Linked DNA regions of Homo sapiens: regions 2 and 3 are each linked to region 1. Evidence: read pairs that join two places in POLR2A ChIA-PET (ENCODE). Cell type or tissue: A673. All regions are shown on one strand. Region 1 has its middle 39 kb from the start of USP1. Region 2 overlaps L1TD1 (LINE1 type transposase domain containing 1). Region 3 overlaps PATJ (PATJ crumbs cell polarity complex component).

The links. Peaks named below come from ENCODE experiments on the same cell type or tissue, not always from the same donor. Only the 100,000 strongest peaks of a DNase experiment are listed, where the experiment ranks them.
Region 2: POLR2A ChIA-PET joins it to region 1 with 6 read pairs; 2 of 35 experiments call an interaction of 5 or more read pairs at or near these places.
Region 3: POLR2A ChIA-PET joins it to region 1 with 6 read pairs; 1 of 35 experiments calls an interaction of 5 or more read pairs at or near these places.

What each region holds. Positions count from the first base shown.
Region 1 is chr1:62,396,293-62,400,292 of GRCh38, forward strand. No RefSeq gene overlaps it. Among named protein-coding and RNA genes, the nearest start is that of USP1, 39 kb to the right of the region's middle. In A673, no CTCF peak of the experiment used is centred here; a DNase peak (open chromatin) is centred at 2,259; H3K27me3 peaks cover 615 bases.
Region 2 is chr1:62,201,253-62,205,252 of GRCh38, forward strand. All of the region lies in intron 2 of L1TD1 (LINE1 type transposase domain containing 1), which reads left to right. Among named protein-coding and RNA genes, the nearest start is that of L1TD1, 8.4 kb to the left of the region's middle. In A673, no CTCF peak of the experiment used is centred here; no DNase peak of the experiment used is centred here.
Region 3 is chr1:62,062,846-62,066,845 of GRCh38, forward strand. All of the region lies in intron 31 of PATJ (PATJ crumbs cell polarity complex component), which reads left to right. Among named protein-coding and RNA genes, the nearest start is that of MIR3116-1, 14 kb to the right of the region's middle. In A673, no CTCF peak of the experiment used is centred here; a DNase peak (open chromatin) is centred at 2,216.

The DNA.
Region 1 (4,000 bases):
GTGGATCATCTGAGGTTAGGAGGTCGAGAGCAGCCTGGCCAACATGGTGAAACCCCGTCTGTACTAAAAATACAAAAATTAGCCAGGCATGGTGATGGGCGCCTGCAATCTCAGCTACTTGGGAGGCTGAGGCAGAAGAATCACTTGAACCTGGGAGGTGGAGGTTGCAGTGAGCTGAGATCGCGCCACTGCACTCCAACCTGGGTGACAGAGTGAGACTCCGTCTCCAAATAAATAAATAAATAAAAATAAAAGAGCATTAACAGAAATGATATGTTAGAGAACACTTAGTGAATCTGCAGGCAGGCAAATTTATTTATATTGAGCCCTCATATAGGAAATTAATGTATTGGGTGTGTTGAACAAAGCATACCTGACTTATGGCACGTAATCAAAATGCAGTTTTATTTTGTTTTCTACTGTCTCTTTAAATCAATTCAGTGGGTAAAATTTTCACAATCTCTCGAAAATCAGGGAGTTTTTCTACACTCTTAAAGCCAGGAATAGACAACCTAATTCAGAAACAAAACAATACAGTATGGTATCCAACACCTCAAACTTCACTCTAGGGCAAGTCTTCTTTGCCTTCTCCCCACCCAGGTGCTCTCTGGTACAAAATTGTCTCCCAGGACCAGGATCCCTCCTGTAGCAGAGGTGCCAGCTGAAGGAAGTCTGAGCTCTCCCATCACCCTGGGGCCTCAGCGATTTAAAATGTAAAATTTCTCCCAGCATCAGGGAGTCCCCACGTTGATCTGCCACAGAGAGACGTGACTAGTCAAACGCCAAATGAGAATGCAGAAAAAGAAGCCAAGTCAGGAGGGAGGCGGGCCTCTGCCTGGAAAGGGAGCAGGGAAGGTTTCATGGCTCTCTTCCCCGGGGCTCTTTGCCTTCCCATCCCAAAGTGGGGCCACAGGCCCTGGGGACCCTGAGGCTATCCCAGCACTGCCAAGGATCTAGCTCTGGTAGCACAGGATGCCCTGATGTCAAGCAATTCACGAGTAGGATAGGATAGTGGGATTCTTAACTCTCCACAAGCCATAGTAAATGCAAGCTTGGGGGCCAGGAGGAAGGAGGTAAGAAGGAGAAGGTGTCACACGCCAGGGCCAAATTAAATATCTCTATCCCCCAAGACACTGCAGGACTCTCCATGACGTGCTAGCTAAACAGGCTGAGTTGCAGCTCTAGAAATTTATTTTGAGAACCGCAGATCTGTGGAGATGGTGAAATTGCAAGTCTAAACAAATCTCTTTGTCAAGTGAGGGCACAGGTGGGTGTGGATGACATCCAGACACCTGGCTTGGAGCTATTTGGGAGGACAGGCTATGAAGGAAACCCTTGGCCAAGGACCCTAAATATTTTTCTAACTTAGAATGAGAAGGTAGTGGTCATAGCCCCTCCATTTGATCCCAACCCCTTCAACCTCCCCCAACCAGACCCACTACCTGGAGCCCCTGGTGTGGTAGGCAGAAAAATGGCCCCTCAAAGATGTTCATGTCTTAATCTACTGAACTGGAGAATGTTATCCCACATGGCAAAAGGGACTTGGCAGATGTGATTAAACCAAGGATGTTGAGATGGGGAGATTATCCAGTGGGTGCCCCCAGTGTCATCACAAGGGTCCTTATACGAGAGGGGTGGGAGTGTCAGAGTCACAGAAGGGACTGACAGCAGAAGCAGAGTCAGAGGGAGGCCAGCGTTGGCTTTGAAGATGAAAGGGGCCATCACCAAGGAATGGACAGCCTCTAGAAGCTGAGAAGACAAAGAAATGACTTCTCCCCTCAGAGCCTCCAGGCAAGTACAGCCCTGCTGCCTCCCTGACTGTAAGGTGGTGAACAGATTTCAGACTTCTTCGGAACTATAAAATCATTAACTGTGTTGTAAGACACAAAGTTAGTACCTGTTACAGCAGCCATAGGAAACTAACACATGTGGTAAGAGAACGTTGATATGGTTCTTTCAGGTTCCTAAAGGCCCAGTTAAAAATAATCCTGATGAGAAGACATCACGCCACCCACCCACCCACCCCACTCCTGTCCATTTTACTGTGGGAGAGCCCACTTCCAAAAGCTGGATGTTTCAGGGTTGTCCATATCCAGAACTTAGTCACAATCACGGACACCACAGGGTGTCCCAGTGTGAAGTATAGCCGTCCCACTTCATGGGCTGACGCCCCATCCTGGAGTGGATGCATTTTGATATAAGGATGAGTTCCCTTTTAGAAAGAAAGCACCAATCGAGACTTTTTTCACCAATTATGACATTAGTTAAAGGATCATGGTGACTCATAGGGTGGTGGGAAGAATGAATGGCCAGCCTACATAATTTCTCGATGAGAAACATCAGCAAGTGCTAAATGGTATTCGAGTATTCTTTTTTTTTTTTTTTTTTTTTGAGACACAGTCTTGCTCTGTCGCCCAGGCTGGAGTGCAGTGGTGTGATCTTGGCTCACTGCAACCTCCACCTCCTGGGTTCAAGCGATTCTCCTGCCTCAGCCTCCTGAGTAGCTGGGATTACAGGTGTGCACCACCACGCCCAGCTAATTTTTGTATTTTTAGCAGAGAGGGGGTTTCACTATGTTTGTCAGGCTGGTCTTGAACTCCTGACATCAGGTGATCCACCCACCTCGGCCTCCCAAAGTGCTGGGATTACAGGCGTGAGCCACTGCGCCCCGCCTAGTATTTGAGTGTTCTTGAGGAAGACATCAGCAACTGGAAATACTGGGGATAAAAACACATGCCAGCCTAAGATCAATACTCAATGTTAACATTATTAGAACCATGTAAATATTATTCCCAGATGAGCCATATAGTGCGTTGTGATTTTTTATATGATACAATTTTTTGTTTTCTGTCAATAATTGCCTTTGTTTTGTTCCATTTCTTAGGTAACCATCACTATTTAATTTTCAAACTCTGGAACTAAGTATAAATCTCCTAAGATGTTTAAACACATGAGGCAATCTGAAGTGTTCTTTTTTTTTTTTTCTTGGTTACTCCTGAATCCCTCCATCATCCTGGTCCTCTCTGGACCGCTCCTCTTTAGGGTGATTGACAGCAATACCTCTTATGCTGGATTAGCTTTGCTTCTGGACTGAGAGTGCTACATGGGCTGAGAGGTATCCTAGAGAAAATTGCCTTGGAGTATGTGCCAGTTCTGATTTTTTCCTGAAGAGACTTTATGGCCTCTATTCATGCAGGGAACATTCTCAATCACATTGTATTTAGCCTCATCCTGGACCAACTCTCACATTTTTTAACTGACAATGGGTCAAGTAGACTTGGCCGAAGATGGCTGGCAGGGTCTCAAACTTTTTAAGTGAACACAGACTTGAAAAGAAGAAGCTGTTAATTGTGCCCTGAGGGTAGACCTGGCTCCCACTGTACAAGGGGGCTCAAGCACATACCTGGTTCATCACCCAAAGTGGACCCAAAGTGGGCAAGGATAGTGAGGCTTTCACCCAGGAAGGGGAGCCACATTATCACCTGAGTCCCTAAGATCAGATAAATAAATGAAGGTTATTTAAAATGGTGACAAGATGGGGCTGGGTGCGGTGGCTCATGCCTGTAATCAAAGCACTTTGGGAGGCAAAGGCAGGCGGATCACTTGAGGCCAGAAATTCAAGACCAGCCTGGCCAACGTGGTGATACCCCATCTCTACTAAAAATACAAAAATTATCCAGTCATGGTGGTGCACATCTGGTTCCAGCTACTCAGGCTGAGGCACGAAAATCACTTGAACCTAGGACATGGAGGTTGCAGTGAGCCAAGATCGTGCCACTGCATTCCAGCCTGGGCAACAGAGCGAGACTCTGTCTCCAAAAAAATAATAAAATAGGCCGGGCACAGTGGCTCACGCCTGTAATCCCAGCACTTTGGGAGGCCAAACGGGTGGATCACGAGGTCAGGAGATCGAGACCATCCTGGCTAACAGGATGAAATCCCGTCTCTACTAAAAATACAAAAAATGAGCCGGACGTGGTGGTGGGCACCTGTAGTCCCA
Region 2 (4,000 bases), 200 kb before region 1:
ATTGGACACAATAAAGGCACAATTGTTATCAGAAAAATTTGTCCTTATGTGCCTGTAGAAGTTTACCCTTGTTTTCAGCTTTCTGTGTCATCTTGGCAAGTCAAGTAGAAGTCTATTTCACCAGGGAGAGCTCAGTGGTTTTCCTTAAGGATTTTCAGTTTAAAAAAAAATATTAGAAGCATTATCAGGCTAGACCCGGTGCCACTGCACTCCAACCTCGGCGAGTGAGACCCTGCTTAAAAAAAAAAAAAAAAAAAAATTAGCATATTCAAACATCAATAAAAGTAAGAACTCATCACCTAGATTCAAAAACAAATATTTTCCCCCATTTGTTTAATCTCTCTTTTTTCTTTCTTAGTTGTTTGCTGTGTTTTAAAGTAAATCCCAGACATCATGCCATTTCACCTGTAAAAACTTCAGTATGTAGCTCTTATAAAATAAGGAGACTTTCTTAACTAAATACAGTATTGTTACAGTTAATAAAATATATATTCCTCAATATTTAATAATCAGTCCATATTCAGTACTCCCTGCATTTTACAGTTGATTCATTCAAATAGAGATCCAAAATAGGGGGAGCGTACATTGCATCTAGTGAATTCCCTTAGTCTCCTGAATGAGAGTGGGCCCCTTTATTCCTGTTGAAGTCCTGTATAGGGTCCTATGGACCTGTCCGGTGGACTATTTGGTTGCTTTCTCAGTCCTTGATTAGATTCAGACACTACTGGTGCTGGGTTTTTAAAATTTACTTAATTAAGAGGGATGAGGCTGGGTGAGGTGGCTCACGCCTGTAATCCCAGCACTTTGGGAGGCCGAGGTGGGTGGATCACCTGAGGTTGGGAGTTCGAGACCAGCCTGACCAACACGGAGAAACCTTGTCTCTACTAAAAGTACAAAATTAGCCAGGCGTGGTGGCACATGCCTGTAATCCCAGCTACTTGGGAGGCTTAGGCAGGAGAATCGCTTGAACCTGGGAGGTGGAGGTTGCGGTGAGCCGAGATCATGCCATTGCATTCCAGCCTGGACAACAAGAGTGAAACTTCATCTCAAAAAAAAAAAAAGGCTGAGGGTGAAATGTGTAATTAATATTGATTCCTTCTCTTTTTTAGTAATCATTTACATGTTTTACATGTTTCCTCTTTTGACCTTTACTCTGGTGTAATCAAGATTTTCTGTATACATTTGTCCCCCTTACCTCCTGTTGCTCATATTTTGGAAGTTACTTTGTGATAAATGAGTGCCGTGTTTTTTAAACAATTTTTTGTAACTATCATGCTTTTTTCTTTTTCTTTTCTTTTTTTTTTTTTTTAGCTGTTCATTTAAAATTTTTTATTTTTTATTTTTTTGAGACAGAGGCTTACTCTGTAGCCCAGAGGCGTGATCTGGGCTCATTGCAACTTCCACATCCAGGGTTTAATTTTTTTTTTTTTTTTTTTTTTTTGAGACAGAGTCTTGCTCTTTTGCTCTTGTCGCCCAGGCTGGAGGCAATGGCACGATCCCAGCTCACTGCAACCTCCGCCTCCTGGCTTCAACTGATTCTCCTGCCTCAGCCTCCTGAGCAGCTGGGATTACAGGAACCCACCACCACGCCCAGCTAAATCTGTATTTGTAGTAGAGACAGGGTTTCACCATGTTGGCCAGGGTAGTCACGAACTCCTGACCTCAGGTGATCTGCCCACCTCGGCCTCCCAAAGTGCTGGGATTACAGGCATGAGCCACCTCACCCAGCCTAATTTGTTTTTTAAAAAAACTGGAGATGAGGTCTCACTGCATTGCTGAGGCTGGTCTCAAACTCCTGGGCTCAAGCAATCCGCTCACTCACCTCGGCCACCGAAAGTGCTGGGATTACAGGTGTGAGCCACTGCGCTTGGCCTGTTTTAAATTTTTATGGTTACATAGTAGATGTATATATTTATTTCCATACAGGCATGCAATGTGTAATAATCACATCAGGGTAAATGGGGGTATCCTATGCACTACCTCAAACATTTATCATTTCTTCTTGTTACAAACATTCCAATTATACTGTTTAAGTATACAATAAGCTATTGTTGAGTGTAGTTACCCTGCTGTGCTATCAAATACTAGATTATTTTTGTACCCATTAACCATCCCTATTCCCTACATCCACCCACCTACTACCCTTCCCAGGCTCTGGTAACTATCATTCTACTCTCTTTTTTTTTTGAGACAGGGTCTCACTCTGTCGCCCGGTACAGTGGCGTGATCTTGGCTCACTGCAACCTCCACCTCCCAGGTTCAAGTGATTCTTATACCTCAGCCTCCTGAGTAGCTGGGACTACAGGTGCGTGCCACCACGTCTGGCTAATGTTTTTTTTCTTTTGAGACGGAGTCTCGCTCTGACGCTCAGGCTGGAGTGCAGTGGCACGATCTAGGCTCACTGCAAGCTCTGCCTCCCAGGTTCATGCCATTCTCCTGCCTCAGCCTCCCAAGTAGCTGGGACTGCAGGTGCCTGCCACCACACCCAGCTAATTTTTTGTTTTTATATTTTTAGTAGAGAAAGGGTTTCACCGTATTAGCCAGGATGGTGTCTTATCTCCTGACCTTGTGATCCACCTGCCTCGGCCTCCCAGAGTGTTGGGATTACAGGTGTAAGCCACCACGCCTGGCCTCTGCTAATTTTTGTATTTTTAGTAGAGATGGGGTTTCGCCATCTCGGCCAGGCCGGTCTCAAAGTCCTGACCTCAGGGGATCCACCTGCCTTGGCCTCCCAAGGTGCTGGGATTCTAGATGTGAGTCGCCGTGCCTGGCCTTTTTTCGCTATTCTCTAGAAGAGTTTGGGCACAGCTAAGATAATAGTTGCTTCTAAATTTTCTGATTTAATTATGAAAGTTGAATGGTGCTCCCATTTTTGAACCATGCTTTATCTGTAGTTGTGTCCCCTTGTTATTCATAGTATTCCTTATTTGTATTTTGGTTTTGTTAATTCTCTATAAGTTTCTGTTTTTCATTTCTTTGATTTGCGCGCATCTCTTTTGGTTTCTTGGGTAGATTTTGCCCTTGATCTGGTAATTTAACTTTAATTTTTATTCTTTCTAGAAAATTCTAAAATTTTAAGTCTATACATTTTCCTCAAAGCACCACTTTAGCTACATTCCCCAAGTTTTGATAGGTAGTTATCATTTTGATTTAGTATTTTAAGTTTCTCCATTAGTTTGACTGAATAGTCATTTTAAAATTTAAATAACTTTAACCTTTAGTATTTAAACATTAAACATAGAAGTTTTTAAGTTTAATTTATCTTTTACTTTTATGCTATCCTTTTTCCTGATTCAATTTTTATTGCAATGAAAAATTTCTGAAATTATTTTTTAGAAACAGCGTCTCACTATGTTGCCCAGGCTGATGTTGAACTTCTGGGCTCAAGTAATCATTCCACCTTAACCTCCCAGAGTGCTAGGATTACAGGTGTGGCACCGTGCCCTGCTTGAAATTCTTGGTTGGGTGCTGAGCATATATCTTTTGCCCTGACAAGAATGACATTTTAGCTGCTTATGTGATTCTTATTTTGCAGGGGAGGGGACAGGGTCTCACACTGTCACCCAGGCTGGAGTGCAATGGTGCGATGTCAGCTCACTGCATCCTCTGCCTCCCTCAGGCTCAAGTGATCCTCTTACCTCAGCCTCCCTTATTACTGGGACTACAGTGCACGCCACCACACCAGGCTAATTTTTGTTAGAGACAGTTTCACCATGTTACCCAGGCAGGTCTCAATCTCCTGAGCTCAAGTGATTCACCTGCCTTCACCAGGGAAGCCTTTTCTAGATCTCCCTGTACTCTAAAAATCAATATTCTTGGCTGGGTGCAGTGGCTCAAGCCTGTAATTCCAGCACTTTGGAGGCCGAGGCAGGCGGATCACGAGGTCAGGAATTCGAGGCCAGCCACCAACATGGTGAAACCTCGTCTCCACTAAAAATACAAAAAAAAATTACCTGGCACCTGTAATCCCAGCTACTCGGGAGGCTGAGGCGGGAGAATT
Region 3 (4,000 bases), 330 kb before region 1:
GTTTAATATGGTTGTTTTTGGCTTGTTGATTTGTTGAAGTTCCTTATAGATTCTGGATATTAGACCTTTGTTGGATGTGTAGTTTATGAATATTTTCTCCTATTCTGTAGGTTGTCTGTTTACTCTGTTAATAGTTTCTTTTGCTATGCAGAAACTCTTTAATTATTAGGTCCCACTTGTCAATTTTTGTTTTGGTTGCAATTGTTTTTGAGCACTCAGTTACAAATTCTTTGTGAAGGCTGATGTACAGAAGGGCATTTCCTAGGTTTTCTTCTAGGATTTTTATACTTTTAGGTCTTAATTAAGTCTTCAATCCATCTTGAGTTAACTTTTATGTATGGTACTAGAAGGGGATCCAGTTTAATTCTTCTGCAAATGGATAGCTGGTTATCCCAGCACAATTTATTGACATGTGGAACCTTTCCACATTTCTTATTTTTGTTGACTTTGTCAAAGATCAGTTGGTTGTAGGTGTGCAACTTTGTTTCTGGGTTCTCTGTTTTGTTCTGTTGCCCTGCATGTCTGTTTTTGTGCCAGTACCATGCTGTTTTAGTTATTATAGCTATATAGTATAGTTTGAAGTCAGATAATGAGATGCCTCTGGCTTCATTTTTTTTTTCTTAAGATTGCTTTGGCTATTTAGGCCCTTTTTTGGTGCCATACAGATTTTAGGATAGCTTTTCCTACTTTTGTGAAAAGTGATATTGGTAGTTTGACAGAAATAGCATTGAATGCATAGATTGCTTTGGGCAGTATAGCCATTTTAACAATATTGATTCATCCAGTCCATGAGCATAGAATGTTTTTCCATTTGTTTGTGTCATCTCTGATTTCTTTCAGCAGTGTTTTGTAGTTCTCCTTATAGAGATCTTTCACCTCCTTGGTTAAATGTATCCCTAGGTATTTTTTTGTGTGGCTATTGTAAATGGGATTGCATTCCTGATTTGGCTCTCAGCTTGAATGTTATTGGTGTATAGAAATACTACTGATTTTTGTTCACTGATTTTGTGTCTTGAAACTTCACTGACGTCATTTATCAGGTCTGGTAGTCTTTTGGCAGTCTTTAGGGTTTTTTAGTTACAGAATCATATCATCAGTGAAGGCAGAGAATTTGACTTTTTATTCTCCTATTCGAATGCCTTTTATTTCTTTCTCTTGCCTGGTTGCTCTGGCTAGCACTTCCAGTACTATGTTGAATAGGAGTGGTGAGAGTGGGCATCCTTGTCTTGTTCCAGTTCTGAAGAGGAATGCTTCCAGCTTTTACACAATCAATATGTTGGCTGTGAGTTTGTCAAAGATGGCTGTTAGTATTTTGAGGTACGTTCCTACAATGCCTAGTTTGTTGAGGGTTTTTATCATGAAGGTATGTTGGATTTTATCGAAAGCTTTTTCTGAGTCTACTAAGATGATAATATGGTTTTTGTTTTTAGTCTTATGGACTTAATGACTTTTGAAGTATAAATGGGGTATGAGCCATAATGCTTTTTTTTTTTTTTTTAGACCGAGTCTTACTCTGATGCCCAGGCTGGAGTGAGTGCAGTGGCACAATCTCAGCTCACTGCAACCTCCACCTCCCAGGTTCAAGCGATTCTCTTGCCTCAGCCACCTGAGTAGCTGGGATTACAGGTGTGCATCACCAGACCCAGCTAATTTTTTTTGTATTTTAAGTAAAGATGAGGTTTCACCATGTTGGCCAGGCTGGTCTCGAACTCCTGGGCTCAAGTGATCTGCCCTCCTTGGCCTCCCAAAGTGCTGGGTGGCATGAGCCACCGCGCCGGGCCTTCATAAGTGTTTTTAAAGTGCTGGTATCCAAGTATGAAAAAACAGCTTAAAATGTGTTTCTAATGATTATGGGCTTCTTGCTGGTCTTACTTCCAGGCTAGAATTCCCAGGTGTTATATCCTACTCATTTTTAATATGAGATCTTGAACTGTATGCTTAAAATCAATTTTTACCCCCAATTTGCACTCTATCAACTGCTGGATTTCTGGTTTGCTATTGGGAGCAAATGTCACTGTGCAAACCTTTTTTTCTGTTTCAGATGCAACATAAAAAATACATCTGTAGCAGGAGTCTAGGAATTCCCTCTAAGGAGCAAGAAAGTGTGACTGAGTCAGCACTGCCTTCTCTTTTGTGACAGTATGCAAATTGCCAATGGCAGAGTTCAAGTGCATTCAAATATGTGGCATTTTTCACAGCTCATTGTTCTTTATCTCTTGTATTCCTGAAAACCACTTGAGATTTGCGTACATGATAAATTTCCCTTTCTTGGTGATAAAAAAGGCTGTAGGTTTTACAGTCAAGTCTACTTCCTTCAGGAAAGTCTCTGGAGAAAAGCTTTTGTTTTTTTCTTCTATTCTCTTCCTCTCACTGTAGTAAATGAAGATAATGTAGAGACACCAGGGTAACAGAGCAAGTAACCTCATGAACTCAAAGACAGCAGAAATGTAGGCACACAATTTTGACACAAATTCATAGCTTTAGGCTGGGTGCCGTGGCTCATGTCTGTAATCCCAGCACTTTGGGAGGCCGAGACAGGCGGATCACCTGATTTCAGGAGTTTGAGACCAGCCTGGGCAACATAGCAAAACCCCTTCTCTACTAAAAATACAAAAATTAGCCCTGCATAGTTGGCGCTTGCCTGTAATTCCAGCTACTCGAGAGGCTGAGGCAAATCGCTTGATCTCAGGAGGCAGAGGTTGCAGTGAGCCAAGATCACACCATTGCACTCCAGCCTGGGTGACAGAGTAAGACTCTGTCTCAAAAAAAATAATAATTTACAGCTTTGATATCTACTAGCTTACATTCATTCCCAACCACTGTAACTGGTCCAATGTGGAGACTGATTCAACTTGAAATTTAACTTGCCCAGAAGGAATCACTTGCTTATCAGATTTTTTCTAAATTGAGAAAGTGATCTCACAATTGTAATTTTTAGCACGCAGGGCTTAGAGAAGTAAAATGACAGGGCTCAGAACCCAGAACTCAGACTTTCTCACACCGGTCACATCCCCTCCTTTCAGAATCCCACTGCTCCTCAGAAACAAGTGCTGCTGCTTGGGCACTGTTCTCTGAGTCTATGAAGTTTTCGGTTTTCTGGGAAGCCTTATTTGCACACATAATAAGAGCCTATAATCTAAAACGTGTGTTGATTTTGTTATCTTTCAAAGGGAACTATAAATCTACCTTCTCTTTCAGAAACTAAGCAAGTTTGTATTGAGGGCCAGTTATGTCCCAGGCTCTGCACTAAACAAGGTGTAGTGACAGTGAAGAATCCTGCCTTCAGGGAGCTTTCAGAACTGCCGAGGATAACAGCAGCTAATGCTTTCATGGCATTTACTATGCATTCTATAGGCATTATTCCAAGTGCATCAATTTGTATCTTATATGAGATTGGTCTATTACTATTCCCATTTTATAGATAAGGAAACTGAGACACTCAACTAATAAGTGTCATAGCCAAGATTTGAATCCAACTTTAAATAAGTAATTATTAAGGTTAATAAGTATTATTGAAGGACAAGGTAACGTGCTGTGGGAACTTTTTTTTTTTTTTGAGACAGGGTCACACTCTGTCGCCCAGGTTGGAACGCAGTGGTGTGATCACAGCTCACTGCAGCTTTGACCTCCTGGGCTCAAGCAGTCTTCCTGCCACAGCTTCCCAAAGTGTTGAGATTACAGGCAGGAGACACCACACCTGGCCTGTGGGAACTTTGCTAATGTGATTTCACCTAATCCAGGTGGTTAGATGAGTAGGAATTAGGCTGGAACTGACCCAGGAAAGGGCTTTTTAAGTATATTCCTCCTGCCAACTGCACAGACAAAATCAACCCACTGAGACCACAGCATTGCAGTAAAGAAAGAGTTTAATTGACGCAAGACCAGCCCATGCACAGGAGAACTGGAGTTCAGTCTCCCTGAAGGCTCAGACTTTGGGGTTTTTATGGACAGTTTGGTGGGCAGGGGGCTAGGGAATGGGTGCTGCTGATTGGTTGGGGGT